Linked DNA regions of Homo sapiens: region 2 is linked to region 1. The links are chromatin loops, found by intact Hi-C in ENCODE. Cell type or tissue: mammary epithelial cell. All regions are shown on one strand.

What was found. A loop is a pair of places that touch in the nucleus more often than their neighbours do. Peaks named below come from ENCODE experiments on the same cell type or tissue, not always from the same donor. Only the 100,000 strongest peaks of a DNase experiment are listed, where the experiment ranks them.
Region 2: a loop joins it to region 1, with 10 times the contacts of the local background. A loop is called at or near these places in 5 of 110 quality-filtered maps.

What each region holds. Positions count from the first base shown.
Region 1 is chr11:29,325,131-29,333,130 of GRCh38, reverse strand. No RefSeq gene overlaps it. Among named protein-coding and RNA genes, the nearest start is that of LINC02755, 270 kb to the left of the region's middle. In mammary epithelial cell, a CTCF peak has its summit at 3,979 (motif pointing right); a DNase peak (open chromatin) is centred at 3,850; H3K27ac peaks cover 646 bases.
Region 2 is chr11:27,835,381-27,843,380 of GRCh38, reverse strand. No RefSeq gene overlaps it. Among named protein-coding and RNA genes, the nearest start is that of BDNF, 140 kb to the right of the region's middle. In mammary epithelial cell, a CTCF peak has its summit at 3,709 (motif pointing left); no DNase peak of the experiment used is centred here; H3K27me3 peaks cover 293 bases.

The DNA of each region.
Region 1 (8,000 bases):
AGTCGTATTATAAATAATTTAAAAACCAATGCTATCTCTTGTTCCTCTTCATCTCCCACAGTGCTCAGCACAGGTTTTGACACTACTTCCTCTCTAAATGAACATTCATTAAATCTTTGCTTAACCAACATAGCATGAAAGCAAGTTACCTGTGATCTTCACCTAAGTGAAGGCCTAACATTTCCATGTCTAAAATTTTAACAAGGCCATGCTAAATATCAACAGTCTGCAAAATCTCTACCCGGATGTCCTCAACAAAATCTTAAAAAAAAAATAAATTCTTGGAAAGAATTTCCCTAAGATTACTATTGAAAGACCTAGAAATGGACAGAAAATATGATAAACTTTAGCCTTTCTTTCAGAAAATAGAGGAAAACCATTATGATATTACATGATAGAAACAATTTTCCTAATATTATTTTCCAAATTTCAAATGTGTGTGTTTGTAGGCTTGAGAAAAATGATGTATTTTTGAATGCAACTGGAGAGGTTTAACAAAGAAAGCCTTTTCTGGTCCCCATGGGGGGAAATCAGCTTTAGACTGTTAGCACACACATCTGAAAGTTCAATGAACTTCAGTTAGTTGCTATGCCAACCAGCAGAAGACCTGTCCAGATATGAATTGATAACACAAATAAAATCTCCCCAAAGATGATGCTTGTTTGGCTTAAGGGCATAGTCTTTGTAACAAACCTTGACAAATCACAAGTCTATTGGTTTGGAGGATTTATTTGGACCACTATCCAAATGTCCTTAGTGCGCTATTAAAGTACCTTAATTTTTTTTTTCCATAGGAAATTGAGCAGTTGCTTCCAGGGGGATGTAGACTTTACTCTTTTTTTTTTTGTATTTTTATCTTTTCCTTTCCTAAGTATAAAAGTAGCAGATACAGAGAGAATTATTCATAGTTTCTGATTATAAGAAAGAAAGGGTGACTAGACTAGAACCGTAAACCTTGGGAGATGTTTTAGATTCCACTCTCACATTGTGATATGAAGTTGGGCAATTAATCTTTGTTTCTTAATGTCACATCTCTCACTCCCTGCCATAGGCAGAGTCCCTAAGCTGTCTGTATAAAAAGCCCTTGATGAATGTATTTGGAAGAATTTCTTTGTAGGTTTTGCTTTGCCCTTCTGTTTGCTCTATATCCTCAGAGTGAACTAATTTGGATAATATAATAGTTTACACCAACATCTAAGGGATTGGAGAAGATAAAAAATGCTAACATACTTTTTCCGTGTATCATTCCATTATTGCCACCTTGAAAAAAATTTGGTTGTCACACCCCTCTTCAGGAATCTGGAGTGTGTCTATTCTAAGAAATAGAAAAGAGTGTAAAAAACATGTTGGGAATTTTAATGATAGATATTATTTGCGTGTTCTGAATATGCACTGTAATACATATGCCAAACAACACCAACCTATGAAATAGAGTCACCAATATTGTATTGTTTGTTTTGCATACTATGACCTAGACTCACTTGCATAATTCTTCCTTTAACTTCCGGATCTCCACTGTACATTAGCTAATTTTTCCTTTCACCTCTTTGAGACAGTCTCCTCTTTGTTGAAGCCAACAAGGAGATCCAACAAGGTGTGGAGCAGATATTATAAATAGCAGTGATTTTAAATTAGATTCCTTTTTTTTTAGTTGAGATTAGGGAACAGTTTCTTGCCAATGGGCATAAGGACTATAATTGTAAATTCTTGGAGAAAGAAAATTGATCATCTAAAATATTCTTGATGAAATTCACCTTCAGTCAATGAACATTAAAAAACGACAAGGTAAAAGTGGACGTACAGTTCTCAGTGGTTTTATTTTATTCTGAAACTTTCCTATACTTTGTTGGTAGATCAGTAACAAAGGTGTACCTATCCTTAATCGAATTAGTCTGTTCGTTCTGATTGTCAAAGTGGGTCTTATCTCCTATGGGAAAACCGTAGAACTATTTATCTTTGATTCTTATCTCCCAGAAAGAAAAACAAATCTCTTCAGCCTGAAGCGGATTGATTCTAGACTTATATTACAAGGAAAGTCCAGTACTAAGAGATATAGAACTTTCCACTTTTCTGTTTTTGAGTAGTAGTTTAGATTCAAGAACTCATTTGGAGATGAAACAAAGAAATATCTAAATTAGGAAAATATTCATAGGGTTACATATTCCCATAGGTAAATTGATAAAAGCCATGACTTAGAACATCTGCAAGTTGGTGAAAATTCCTAACCTGCCTTCTCTCTGCTATATATCAACCATCTTTGAGCTATTGAAGGGGAGAATTCTGAATTAAAGGATATAGTTCAAAAGTGTTACTCAATAAATATTTGTAATTGTTTGTGATAAGTGATACATTAGTTATCAATGCCATTATCTGTTTTGTAATTGTGGAAGGGGTTGGTGGGAAGCATGACGGTGGTCCTGGGAACAGTGACAACAGCCAGGGCAATGGGGACGTGAATGTCATGCTGCTAGAAGTGCTGAAAAATGTAGCTGTGCACAGACGCTCCTCATGGAGTATGGGTGTTTTACACCATTCCCAATATCTCATGGACTGGTATTACAAAACAAATTCTGTAATCAAGAGTTATCTGGAAAAGAACAATGCACACTCTTTTATTCATATTATAACTACACTGCACCGAACCCAGTGGAATATATCAGTGAGGGGCAAACCAATAATTTTGTAGAAAATAGTAATTTGAGGCTGGAATGGAACAATCTGGATGATGAACAGAAACTTCTGAGCATCTGGTGACCATGTAAGAGGGAGCTAAAGAGTCAGCAATGATAGTAATACCCGCTTTGGTTTTCAACATGCTCTATGCTGGCTCCCAGTTTCTGCTGAGGTGGTGCCGGTATCTGCTATGGAAATTTATGAGGAAAGACAGAAGAGGTGCTGTTCTCTCACCTTCACATTAATCAAAGGAGCTCTATTTTTACCTGTCTTATACATTGAGTTTCTATGAAGGATCTCATTTGAAGAACCAGATCTATTCTAAAAAATAAAAGATTACCTGCCATAAAACCCTATTGCTCATTGAGAAGGCCAGAAAGAGTGTTTCGGCTTTGTCTTTGAGTCAGTAAAACAATAAAAGGTGAACATCCATGCCTTAATTTTCCACAGCAATAGCTTACAAAGTGCAGTCCCTCAGCCAACAACAGTATCAGTATCTCCTTGGAAGTTTTTATAAATGCAAATTCTTGAACATTACTCCAGACCTATCTAAAGCAGAAACTCCAATAAAGCCCAGCAATCTGCATTTTAACAGGTTTTTAGTTGATTCTGATGCATGTTCAAGTTTGAGAACAAGTGTCCTAGAGCTTAATTTAGTTTACCAAGTAAAAGAAATGAGGTGGTATGAATAGAAAGTCACTGTCAGTGCAGTAGTGCACTTTCTAAGGAAAACCTCTTCCAAGTATTATATCTTAGCTCCAGTCTAAATCATCATAGAGAGAATTGGTTTTCAGTTTTAGAGAAAGGAAAAAATGCCTCCAGTTCTTCTATTCCTCCAGCCCCATAAATATCAGTCAAAATAAAGCACTAGCTTAACAACTTAAAACCATTGAATAACGCTTTGAAACTCTATCTCGGCCCCAAGCTGCTTATTTGAAAATAGGTGGAGCTAATTAAGAGACAATGGTAAAGTCACTGACATGTTACAATTTGCAGTGGTTAAACGCAGTCTTGTATTTTGTTTCTAACAGATTCATTAAAATAACTGTTGCTCATAAATTCCACTCCAACTAGGTCACCAGGTGATGCACATGTAGGAACAGTGCTAGAAGAAACTGCAGTCACAGGGAATGAGGCAGGATCATAGGTTGTCAGTTTCCTTCCCAGAACCAGGGCATTTGCCATATCAGTTACCTTCCTGAAATCATGACCCATGTGGGTGAGACTATGCTAGATTACACTGGAGTTACATTTGGACTTTTCGTCAATTCTCAACCCTGGCTCTTCTCATTTCAATGATGTTATGCCACTAGATGGCTCCAGAGTGTCTACCTGCACATGAAAGTCCAGAGATTTGAAAATTTGAGTGCACTTTGTAAGCTTTCCGCAGCCATGGTCCTCTGCAATTGAATTCCACTCAACCAGAGGTGATGTCTCATTTTCTCTCCTCCGTCTTTCAAGAGTGATGGTGTCAACAGAAAACATGAATGCCGCAGACCAATAAAGCACGTGTCTTCTCCACATTCCAAACTTTAAAGTCTAGCTTTGAGCAGATGATATATGAATGCTGAAAGTGGGAATAAACATTCTGTTTTATAGCATTTCATAACTTAGGTGGTTGTGGGTTATTAGAAAATGTAACAGAACAAAATGGACCAAAGATTTCCCATGCTCAAGCCTTGCTTAATCAGAGAAGCTAAGAGGTAAGTTATTAAGCCTGACCTGCCTTTTTTATATTCTGTTCTGGTGGTGTTGGTTAGTGTGGAAACTCAATTTTTGTTTGTTTTAGTTTTTCTAAGTGTAAAAGTTGGTTTTTTTTTTTTTTTAAGTTTGTGATATGAACTCAGTTTCTTCTAGGCTTAGCTTTCATTTCTAAATTAATCCAATTTGACGACAGCTTCTAAAATGAGCAATCACGCTTACCAAACTCTCCCATTGTGATAATGAATTGTTTCTGGGATGGATACTTGAAGTAAGTGGAAAGCAACCATAGACTGAAATTACCCATCCAGAGGCCTGAGAGAACATGGATCAGGAGACAAAAAGCCTGAATCCAGAAGGAAGAAGGCTCTAGGGTTGAAAAGGCACCCCGTGTCAAAGTAGGAGCTTCACTTTGGCAAACCAAAGCCATAAAGAATTTGAAGTTTGGGGATACTAATTTTATGAATAAGCAGAGGAATTCAGTCTGCAGAAAGAAGAATGGGATGTGTACAAAGAAAATATCATATGCGAGAAAAAAATTTAGACTCAGAAAGATACACAGTATAGGTATCTGAAAAGCTTCCAGTTCCTACGTGCACTGCTTATACTTCCTTCAACCAAATGCCACATGTGGTTTTCTGAGACTTTACAGCCACTCTTTCCCCAACTTTTTACATTTTCCTTGAGCTGACTGTCAAAGATTCCCGAACAGTCCTTTGTTCTCAATGAACTAAAATTTAGAAAGCATATTTTATTGTGAGTCAACTCAAAATACTAAATTCCTTATAGTTGAGTTTATGAAATAGGGGAAACTGTCTCTGTATCTTTGGTCCCGATAGTTTTTTGGTTCTTTGTCACCACTATCTCCTGACAGAATGATGGTATTGGCCTCTGACCTGGTTCTTTGCTACTCTCCACCCTCCCATAAGAGTAACATTTTTTTTTTTTTTGAGACAAGAGTCTTACTCTGTTGCCCAGGCTGGAGTGCAGTGCCGCGATCTCGGCTCACTGCAAGCTCCGCTTCCCCGGTTCACGCCATTCTCCTGCCTCAGCCTCCCGAGTAGCTGGGACTACAGGCGCCCGCCAACACACCCGGCTAATTTTTTGTATTTTTAGTAGAGACGGGGTTTCGCCATGTTAGCCAGGATGGTCTCGATCTCCTGACCTTGTGATCCACCCACCTCGGCCTCCCAAAGTGCTGGGATTACAGGCGTGAGCCACCGTGCCTGGCCGAAGAGTACAATTTTTAAAACAGAAATCTATTTTTTCCACTCCTTGATTTAAACCATCTTTCCTATAAGAAAAAGTAAAGTAAAAGCCTTACAACGGCTTTCGGGTTTTTGGCCTGGGTCCTGTCCATCTCTCCAATCTCATCTTAGAGTCCTATTTCTTCTCTTCATTCTCTGTGCTCTAGCCACCCTGGCCTTTCAAGTTCTAGGACAGACCATTTTCTTTCCAACTTCAGAATCTTTGAACACACTCTCCCTTTTCTGTTAACTCCTTCGCCCTTCATCTTTTACTTCAAATGCTACTTCCTTAGGAAGAAATTCATAAACCCCTACAATAAAAAGACTTCATTTTAGCACCCTGTTTCCTGCATAACACTTATCTCATTTTGAAGCATTTATTCACATTCACTTGTGTCTTGTCACCTATTCTCCCACCAGACTGCAAAATCTATAAAAACCGCTACTTTTTAGTGTTTTTGCTCACAGTTGCGTGCCCAGTTTCAGGAAGCTCACTATATCTTAGTTGAATGAATGAATGAATGAATGAATGAATGATTCTATGAGTACTTGAAGAGAAGTTCTGAGCCTTGTAGCATATTCTGTGGGAATTTTTTGTGGTTGTTCTGCTTGATATTTTAATTTCCTTTCATTATGATGCATACTTATTCTTTTTTGTGAATGTACGGCTGGTACAATGTGTCTAGTTTGCATTGTACAGTTTTTGGAAAGCCTTACATTTTGGAAGTAAATATATTTAAGAAACACATTCAATTTGAATAATGTTTCATTATAATCAAGAATCTCAGAGATATATTCATTTTTGTGAATTGGAGAACATTTTTACCTGAAGGTTGGCATGAGGATGAATACATGACAAGATTAGAATTGGAGGGTGTAGGCAGAGACAATGGGAATTCTAGGCTATTCCAAGGTTTTGAGGATGCTTGGTCCTTATTAAGTGAATTTAAGTTTGCTTGATATTTTTTCAACAACTACTACAAAAAAAATCTGATCACTTGAATAACTTCAAAGCACATGAAAGTAAAATAGGCATTGCTGGTCATTTTAAATAATTTTAAAAGTATTTCCACAACTTTTCTTTGAGGATGTGAAAAACCAAGAAAACATGTTCAATCATAGCTTGAAAAAATATAGACAGGTAGAAAGAATTCTCTTTGCTATTATTGAACTATCTTTGCTGAGCTGAACTTATACTTCACCAAGAAAGTATTCTGAATTTATTATTTTCCATATTGTTTTCCTTTGATTCCAGTTTGATCTGTGAATACCTTTTTAAAAATAATCATCAGCAAAAACAATAGGCATATGGATACTTACTTCCCCATCATCTTCAATTTCCACATTTCATCAAATAATTTTCCCTCTATTACATCCTTTAATGTGCTTTTTGGCATTCTAAAAACCCAATGCAATTTCTTAGCTTATAGTATTGCTGTATGTCTATAAGTATTGCTGGATGTTTTCTCATATTTTGGGAAATTTTTCTACTTTGATTTCGTTGGGCAAGTTACACGTTCACTTTCTACTTTCCCTTTGAGGGTATTTGGCATTTATAATGCTGAGTTGAACCTTATGATATCATATCTAGCTGCCAATATTTAACCATTTGCCCTACAGAAATGGCAATTTCATGTGGAACATCCACATATAAAAATAGCTAACATTTATTAGTTGTTATATATCAAATACTTATCTACTTACTTTTCACACATTATTTTATTTAAACTTCTCATTTTATAATCTAAAATATTCAATATAAGAGAAATTAAAATAAATTACCGGCCAGGCGTGGTGGTTCACACCTGTAATCCCAGCACTTTGGGAGGCTGAGGCGGGTGGATCACGAGGTCAGGAGTTCGAGACCAGCCTGACCAATATGGTGAAACCCCGTCTCTACTAAAAATACCAAAATTAGCTGGGGTTGGCAGTGCTCGCCTGTAATCCCAGCTACTCAGGAGGCTGAAGCAGGAGAATTGCTTGAACCCAGGAGGCGGAGTTTGCAGTGAGCTGAGATTGCACCACTGCACTCCAGCCTGGATGACAGATCAAGACTCCATCTCAAAAAAAAAAAAAAAAATTACCCTAATAAAATCACTATTAGGTAGGGAAGCTGGGTTGTAAACCTAGGTCTGCATCACTCCAAAATCTAAGGTGTTCAGCACTACAGTGTCTCTTAAAGGTGATATCTTATTTACTTTTTTCTTATCATTTTTTGAAGATCATTACTGAATATTCCTTTTCAGAGAAAGCTACTATTAATTCAAATAAAAGTGATAATTTCTCCATGGTTCACATACAAAATTCCAAATATATTTTCCAGAAGCTATACTTTAACAAATATCAAGGTGTTTTCAAACATTTGAAAAATATTTTTTT
Region 2 (8,000 bases), 1.5 Mb after region 1:
TGGTGGGGCAAAAGTGAAAATCTTCCTCTTTCATAGTAGCAAGTCAACAGGTAATGCCTAAACTGGAAAAATAGAATTCGGACATAAAGTGAAGAACGTATTGTTTGGAAATATGATGGTGAATACAAAGAAATAGCTTTAAGACTTGCCTCTGAAAAGTGGGAATGGGGGCAATGAGTGGTAGGGCAGAGGACTGCTATATTTCATGTGTAGACAATGCATAAGTAAAGCCTGGATGTGAAGAAGCAGAGAGAGTGAGAACGATGTTTTACCTACCTTATACTTTACCATACTTTACCTTTGTTTCTGACATTTCTATGCAGAGCTGAAGGGACCTTTATCATCATGGCTGGGAAATCCCAAGCCATGGGTAGAATTATCAGTTGGTTAGGGACACAGCTACTACAGTTGTCCTTATTTCAGACAAGATGCAATGACATATCTCCTTTGCATTTTCAGTGATCCTCTTGAGGATATGACTCAGGGAAAAGAAGAGAAATGACAACGAAGGAGGTAGAAATACTTATCGCACAACTATATGTTGGGCATTTTATGATGATATCTCATTTAATGCTGTTAGCAATCCTGTGAGGTAGAAAATATTGTCATCATTTTGCAGAGGAAGAATCTGAGGTTCAGAAAAGTGAATAATTAATAATATGAACAACAATATTAGTTAACATTTATTAAGTACTTACTAAGTGCCAGGTACTGTGCTAAGCAGCTTGGATTACAAGGATTATTTCAAATCATCCCCATAGGAACCTCTGAGATGGGTACTAGTTCCCATTGGGCAGAGGGGAAAATTGGAGCTCAGAAAGCTCTCAGCTCACATAGCTGAGAGCATCAGAGTCAGATGGTCCTCACCTTTCACTTTTCACTTTTCATATGAGACACAGAAGAAGGTTGCTTTCTGTCAGGCAAATGAGCCTCCCTTAAGAGTGGGGAAAACAACCTGTCTAACCCTACTGTATATGGTCTTCCCATTTCATTTCTAGCTATGTGTCTTGGCCTCAATGACTACTTGTTAGTTGGTTTTGCAGAATAACCAAAGAGCTGCAAAGACTAGGCATAGTCCTTATAAGGACATTTCTTGTTTTCCTCCTCCTGGAATCCCTACCCCTTTCTCCTAGTAATAGCACCCTGATTTCCAGTTGAAGACTCACTCTTCTTCTATTAAGGAGGGTGTTGCATAACCTAGACTTTTCCAGTCCAAATTTTCTAACCTTCTGGCTACAAGGATTGATTCAGAAATGGTCACTATGACCAGGGACTTTACTGGAAACATTGAGAATAAGATGCTGTCTTTCTGCTGGTCTTAAAAAGATCACTAGATGTGGTTGGAATCAAGCCTGGGAATCTGGGGACCAGAATATGCAGAAAATTGCCTGAGAATAAAAACCTGGGAATCTGGAGGCCAGAATATGAAGAAAATTGCCTGAGAATAAAAACCTACCTGGGGAAAAACAGAGGCAAGAAGATTAAGTTCTTAAGATCTAGTTGAAGTATCTGGTTTCAGCTTTGTCTAATGATTCCATTGATAAACTTCCTTCTATTATGTGGGGTGGTTATTTGTTCCCCAGCCATAATCTGGGAAGCTCTTTGAGCTTGGGATTACCAAGGAATGTAATCCTTGGTAAGGGAGAAGGAAGCTACATAGATCAAGACAAGGAAACTGGGGATTAGTAGGAAGAGAAAGGAAACCCTAAGGTGTGCTTTGTTTTCTACAAAGGTAAAAATTTTAATTTTCCTTAAAATATTCTTAGCTGCCTAGAAGAAGCTGAGAATGTGGTGGCTCCCCAGAGTCATCACTATATTTTTTCCTTTTTTTCAGCCATATTTATTGCATGGAGGTTCCTCAACAAACTGAAAATAGGATTACCATGTGATCTAGCAATTCCACTTCTGGATATATATTCAAAAGATTTAAAACCAGTGCATTGAAGAGATATCTGCACTCCTATGTACAATTTAGGCATTATTCACAATAGCCAAGTTATAGAATCAACCTAAGTGTTTATCAACAAATGAATGGAGAAAATGTGGCATATATACACAAAGATATACTTCTCAACCTTAAAAAAAGAAGGAAATTCTATCATTTTCAACAAGATGGGTGGATCTGAAGGACATTATGCTAAGTGAACACTATGCTAAACCAGGAACAGAAAGTCAAATAATGCATGTTCTCACTTACAGAGGAAATCTAAAACAATCAAACTCACAGTAGCAGAGTAGAATAGTGGTATATTCCTTTCTACATGTTATATGTATACAATGTATCCACATTGTATACATATAACATCACTTTGTACCTTATAAATATACACAATTATTTGTCAATATATAGTAGGGAATTTTTTAAAATTAAAATTTGCATTTCTAACAAGTTCTTAAGTAAGACTGCTACTACTGCTCAAGGGACCATATTTTGAATTACACTGTGCTAGGTAGGAGTAATCAACAACGTAGGGCAATCTGGGACTAGTTCTTTGCTTCCAAACCTAAACAGTCACAGTAATAACCTGGTGTGGTAATTGGCAGATCACCCAGGGATGGAACCACTAAGTGAGGAAGCTGGCTTGGGGAAAATCTCACCATAGCTGATGGGTAGAAATTCAATATCTGTTTGAAATGAAATCAGTCTGAGTCTTGCTTCTCTATACATCAAGAGGGAGCAAAAAGCTAATAACCTGGGAAAACTGTGCATAGAAAGTATACATGAAAAATATATACCTCTACATATATATGTATACATATAGGTACATGTGAATTGATTCTTTGGTATCACCAGAAAGAAACCCTTAATAACCAAAATACTTTTTGTTTTTATGGTAGTCTTTCCTGAAGAATTTGAAAGTTGCTGACAGAACCCATTAATCTTTCAAAACCTCTAAGGGGCTTCTGAGTGTTGCTTGATTCATCTTTCCAATTTTTTTTTTAAACATACAGATACTAGGTTTTTCTCTTCGGTTCTATAAGACAGAAAACTTTTTGCTGTGTCTCCTACACTGTATGTTTCCTTTTGCTTTCAAATGACCCAGCTTGAAAGCCTACAAACCATAGTTTGCAGATCCTAATTTAAATATTTATTTCAGATTTTTTTCCATGAATTGAAATTTGATTTCTTCACATTCCCAGTTCTCATTTCCACATAATTCTGCCTACTGAATGCATAATAAAAATGCATTTTACAAAAGCTTCTTTTTGAGAGTTAAAAAATCTTGACACCTATTAGACGTCTATCTTGTAGACTAAGAAGAGAGTGACTGTCCATCAGAAGCTGCCAGCTTCATCCTCTTTGGAAAAGTTTGAACTATAATATTTCAAAACTCAAGAGTGTTGAGTGTGGACAGACAATAAAAAGACCCAGGACCCAAGAGTTGGCAAGAGAATAAAATCTACGCAACAGAGCAATTCCTTATGATGAGTTGTAAAAATAATACAATGGATCAAATGCTTTGTACCACAAGGTTTTTTCACACCCTCCAGGGAAATTGCCAAACTTACTTAAAAACATGGTAAATTGAAGTTGGTTATATCCATCCCCTTCACAAACATTTCTCTCACTGCTTCTAATCTCACACAGATGTGGCAAGAGCATCAAAGATTGGGTTTGACACATTTGGACCTACTTAAAAAGAAAGCTGAAATTTAAAATATTTTTGAATTTGTGCCACCTACTGGCAACTGGAAGTGATAGAATTGAGCACCGTGTAATCACACTTCCTGGTTGAGGCTGGTTGTGGTCTTCATCTGGGGGATAGCTAATTAACACATGCTTTAACTGGTCTTTAGCACATGTAGCTGATTTAGTGAGAAAACTGTGGATTGAATTATTTGGAGGCTAGTTTCCAGGCCTTGGAGCAACTCTTAACGATTCCTGCCTGGTAAACCTGATTACAAAGTGAACTTGGCATTTTGGGATTCCCTTCCTTGTTGATGTGAATCATAAGGCTTCAGTGTTGTTGAGAGCTGGTGTTCAGATGGCCCTGTTGTTTGTCCACTGTTGCATAAACTTCACAGGCAAGACCCATGTGTTTGTAGGTGTAATTCTAGAAGGCAGATAGTGTATATTTGTGGACTGTGCAAAATGAATCTGAGTATTGATTTGTATGGCATCTGGAATACATTCTGGAAAGTTCTTACGGGGACAATGTGTAATGATTTGGAATTGCCACCCTGGTGCACACAGCCAGGATAGTGGGGGAAGATCTTTCAGCTTGAATTATTAACTAGTTTCTGATGATAATTTTGACAGCCTAAACCTAAACTAGGTTCTTGGATAATCTCTCCAAATCCATACTTTAACAAAATAACCTACATGCAGCATCATCCTTGTCTTAACCTTGTAACTCCCCTGGCCCTGTTTTGTCATTTCTTAGTGTGCCGAACTTTACTTCAAAAGGTTCATTTCATTCCAAGGGGCAACCAGAGAGGGATCAAAGACTTTACTTCATTTTGCAAAGGCCAGCCTGGAAAGTTTATTACGCTGGGTCAATCTCTCTTTGAAGATTGCTATCTGTGGGTGTGAAACCTGAGTCCCTTGAAAGACAGATGAGAAAAGCTCTGGGGCAGCCACCAGACAAGAAGGTGTCATTTATACCAAGATTGGAAAGCAACGTCAGAGACGTTGGAGAAGATCAAAAAGTTGAAGGTGCGTTGGACATATGGCAAAGAGTAGCGACCATCTGGAAAAGTGGATATTGTAATGGGACAGGCAGCAATCAAAGGAGAGTTGAAATTTTAAAAAGGAATGAAATGAAAGAAAAGAGAAAAGAAAGAAGAAGGAAGGAAGGAAGGAAAAGAAAGAAAGAGAAGGAAAAGAAAGAAAGAAAGAGAAAGAAAAGAAAGAAAGAGAGGAAAGAAAGAGAAAGATGGAAGGAAGGAAGGAAGGAAGGAAGGAAGCGGGGGAGGGAGGGAGGGAAGGGAGGGAGGATGGAAAGAAGGAAGGAAGGGAATTAAAGGCCAAGAAATACATTGAGTGATAGACCAGTAAGCATGTTGAAAAATGAGGGCTGTTATAGTGACAGAACCAGCTCTAGGGTTAAGCCATACTCAGTTTCTTTTACTTCTGCAAACGTGGTATGCTCTCTGGTTTCTATGCCTTCATGCATGCCCTTCTCCCAGCTGGAATATTGTTCTGTTCCTGACCTCTCTGCATTTTCTTTTCACTGAACCAACTCCTCCAACTTATGTTGAGATGTCAGCTTAAGTCTTTCTTTCTCTGGACAGTCCAGGAAAGTCCCCTTTAGACCTGAGTTACTCCAGCTCTCATGGTAGAGTGCTTACTTCCTTTGTCATAGGACTTTTCATACTTCCTCTTATTGTTTAACACCTTTCTTTCCTGAGAGCCCTATGCTCAATGACAGTGGGAACTTGTCTGCCTTGTTCTCCTCACCACTACAACCTCAGCACCCAGCATGATACCTGTAGTATGGTAGGTTGTTACTTCTCATTTCTGGAATAAATGAATAAAAACAGCTCAAGGGGACCGGCCAAGGTATTCCTTGTGAAAGAGCATTCTATCAGTTTACCATTTCTGGAACAAGTTCCTTTCCATTGGGTGGGCAGAGATGAAGACTGACACCATCTTGATGCCTCACATTTTGTAACTGCAGTAGAACACGAGGTCAAAGACACTGGCGATTTTAACAAATCATGACTGCCCTCTCTTCCTTCCAGCTGGAACAAGGCTATTCCTTCAAATATGTCAAACTTTGCTGTTTTTGCGTATGTTTGGAAGTGTATGGCATCAAATCCTATCATGTACCAATCAGAGTAGATAAGCATGGTCTCAGTCATCTTCTCCAGAAAATATACTCTATTTTCAAGTGAAATCTCTCCTTAGAGCTCCAACAAAGGGATGAGATATTTTGCTAGTATAGCTTTATATTAAAAATTTAGATCAGATCATTTACCAGATTTAAGGTCAACAAGAGGAAGGCAAGTTGAGGCACTGGTGTTTTGCTGTGTGTTAATGTTGATATGGGACAGTTTTGAGTGTGTATCCTTTTGTAAATTGCAGTTTTTAATATAGTTTAGAGTATATTTAAAATTAAATACATACCAAATTTTGGGGAACCTCTGTAGTACTGATTTGAAAAACACCTCTAAGCAAGACACAATTCTAAATGTTTTGCCCATATCAACTCTTCTACTCTCCAGAACAACCCCATTAGGCCCATATTAGTACCTGACTTTATAGATAAGGACACCGAGGCACAGAGAGGCTGAGTAATTTACTAACTCACAGCTGGTAAGTGGTGTAACCAGGATTCGAATGCAAAAGTCTGACTCCATTTATTCATTCTTTTAACTAATATTTAATGTGTGTCTACTATGTGCCATGCACTGTTCTGGGCTGTAGGCACACAGCAATGAACAAAACACAAAAATCCCTGCCCATGGAGCTTCCTGTTCTGGTGGAGCTCCATTCCAGCATCCTCGTTCTTACTCATTACTACTGCACTCCTTCTGTCACTGGTTGCCTTCGACTCTATGGGAGAAAGGCAGGGTGATATGAGGGTGAGAGTCAGGAAGAGACAATTAGGCTGAGACTAGGAAGGTGAATAGGAGTTGGCAAAGAAGGCAGGGTGGGGAAGGCCTTGTAGGCACAGGAAACAGGTGAATTGTGGAGCTGAGTGGCATCCTCAGCATCATACCACCCTCCTCCTCATTGTCCTAGCCCAGAAAAGGGGTCAAAACCTTTGGTGAAATGGATTGCTGGGGAGCTTCTTATTTGACAAAGATTAATCAACCCGCCCCAATTTCTTTCCTCCTCAGTGTCCTTGCTGCTGTCCACCATTGTCCCTCGCCTTGCCTCCTACATCCTGCCTGTTCTACTTTGATGTCTAACTAAATCAATTTCCCCAACTCTTAGTTTTCCTGCTTCCTTCCCCAGCCCCAACCCCAATTCCTATCCCACATACTCTCCACACAAGTAGTATGCAACTCTCTACATACTCACCCATGTGTTCTCAGATTAGATGTGTCTTCACTCATTCCTGTAACATTTATTGAGTGCCTGCAATGTGCCAGGCACTGATTCTAGTGCTGGGTCCGTGTGGGAGGCTGAAAAATAGCTCCCCCAAATATATCCATGTGCTAACCCCTGGAATCTATAAATGTTACCTTACATGGCAAAAATACTAGAGATGTGATTAAGTTAAGGTTGCTGAGATGGGGAGATTAGCCTAGATTCTCCAGGTGGGCCTTAAATGCAATGATACGTATCCTTATAAGAGAGAGACAGAGGGGGAGATTTGACACACATGGAGGAGAAGGAAAGGAGAAGACAGAGCAGAGAGAAACCTGAAGATCCTGGCCTTGAAACCTGGAAAGTGACACAGCCACAAGCCAAGGATTTCTGGCAGTCCTCAGAAACCGGAAGAGGCAAGGTACAGATTCCACCTTAGAGCCTCAGGAGAGAGTGTGGCCCTGGCTGTTACCTTGATTTTAAATCCAGTGATATGGATTTTGGATTTCTGGCCTCCAGAACCATGAAATAATAATTTTCTGTTGTTTAAAGCCTCCAGTTTGTGGTCATTTGCTACAGCAATGTCAGGAAACTAATACAGTAACCTTTTTAGGTACATCCTGGAATTCCCAAGGTATTCCAGTCAATTCCCACAGCATCCTGTATTTTCCCTACTCTACGACTTACCACATTGTATATTAACAGCATGTTTCTGCATTCTCTATTAGACCAGAAACTCCGTGAAGGCAGAGACTACACCTCATTTATCTTTATATATCCCCAGCACTTATTTCACATTGTTCTTTACATATAATAAATGCTCAATAAATTTTTGTTACATGAGGCCAGGTGCTGTGGCTCATGCCTGTAATTCCAGCTCTTTGGGAGGCCGAGGTCGGGGGATTACTTGAGGCCAGGAGTTGAGACCAGCTGGGCCAACATTACAAAACCCTGTCTCTACTAAAAATACAAAAATTAGCCGGGCGTTGTGGCACACCCTGTAATCCCAGCTACTAGGGAG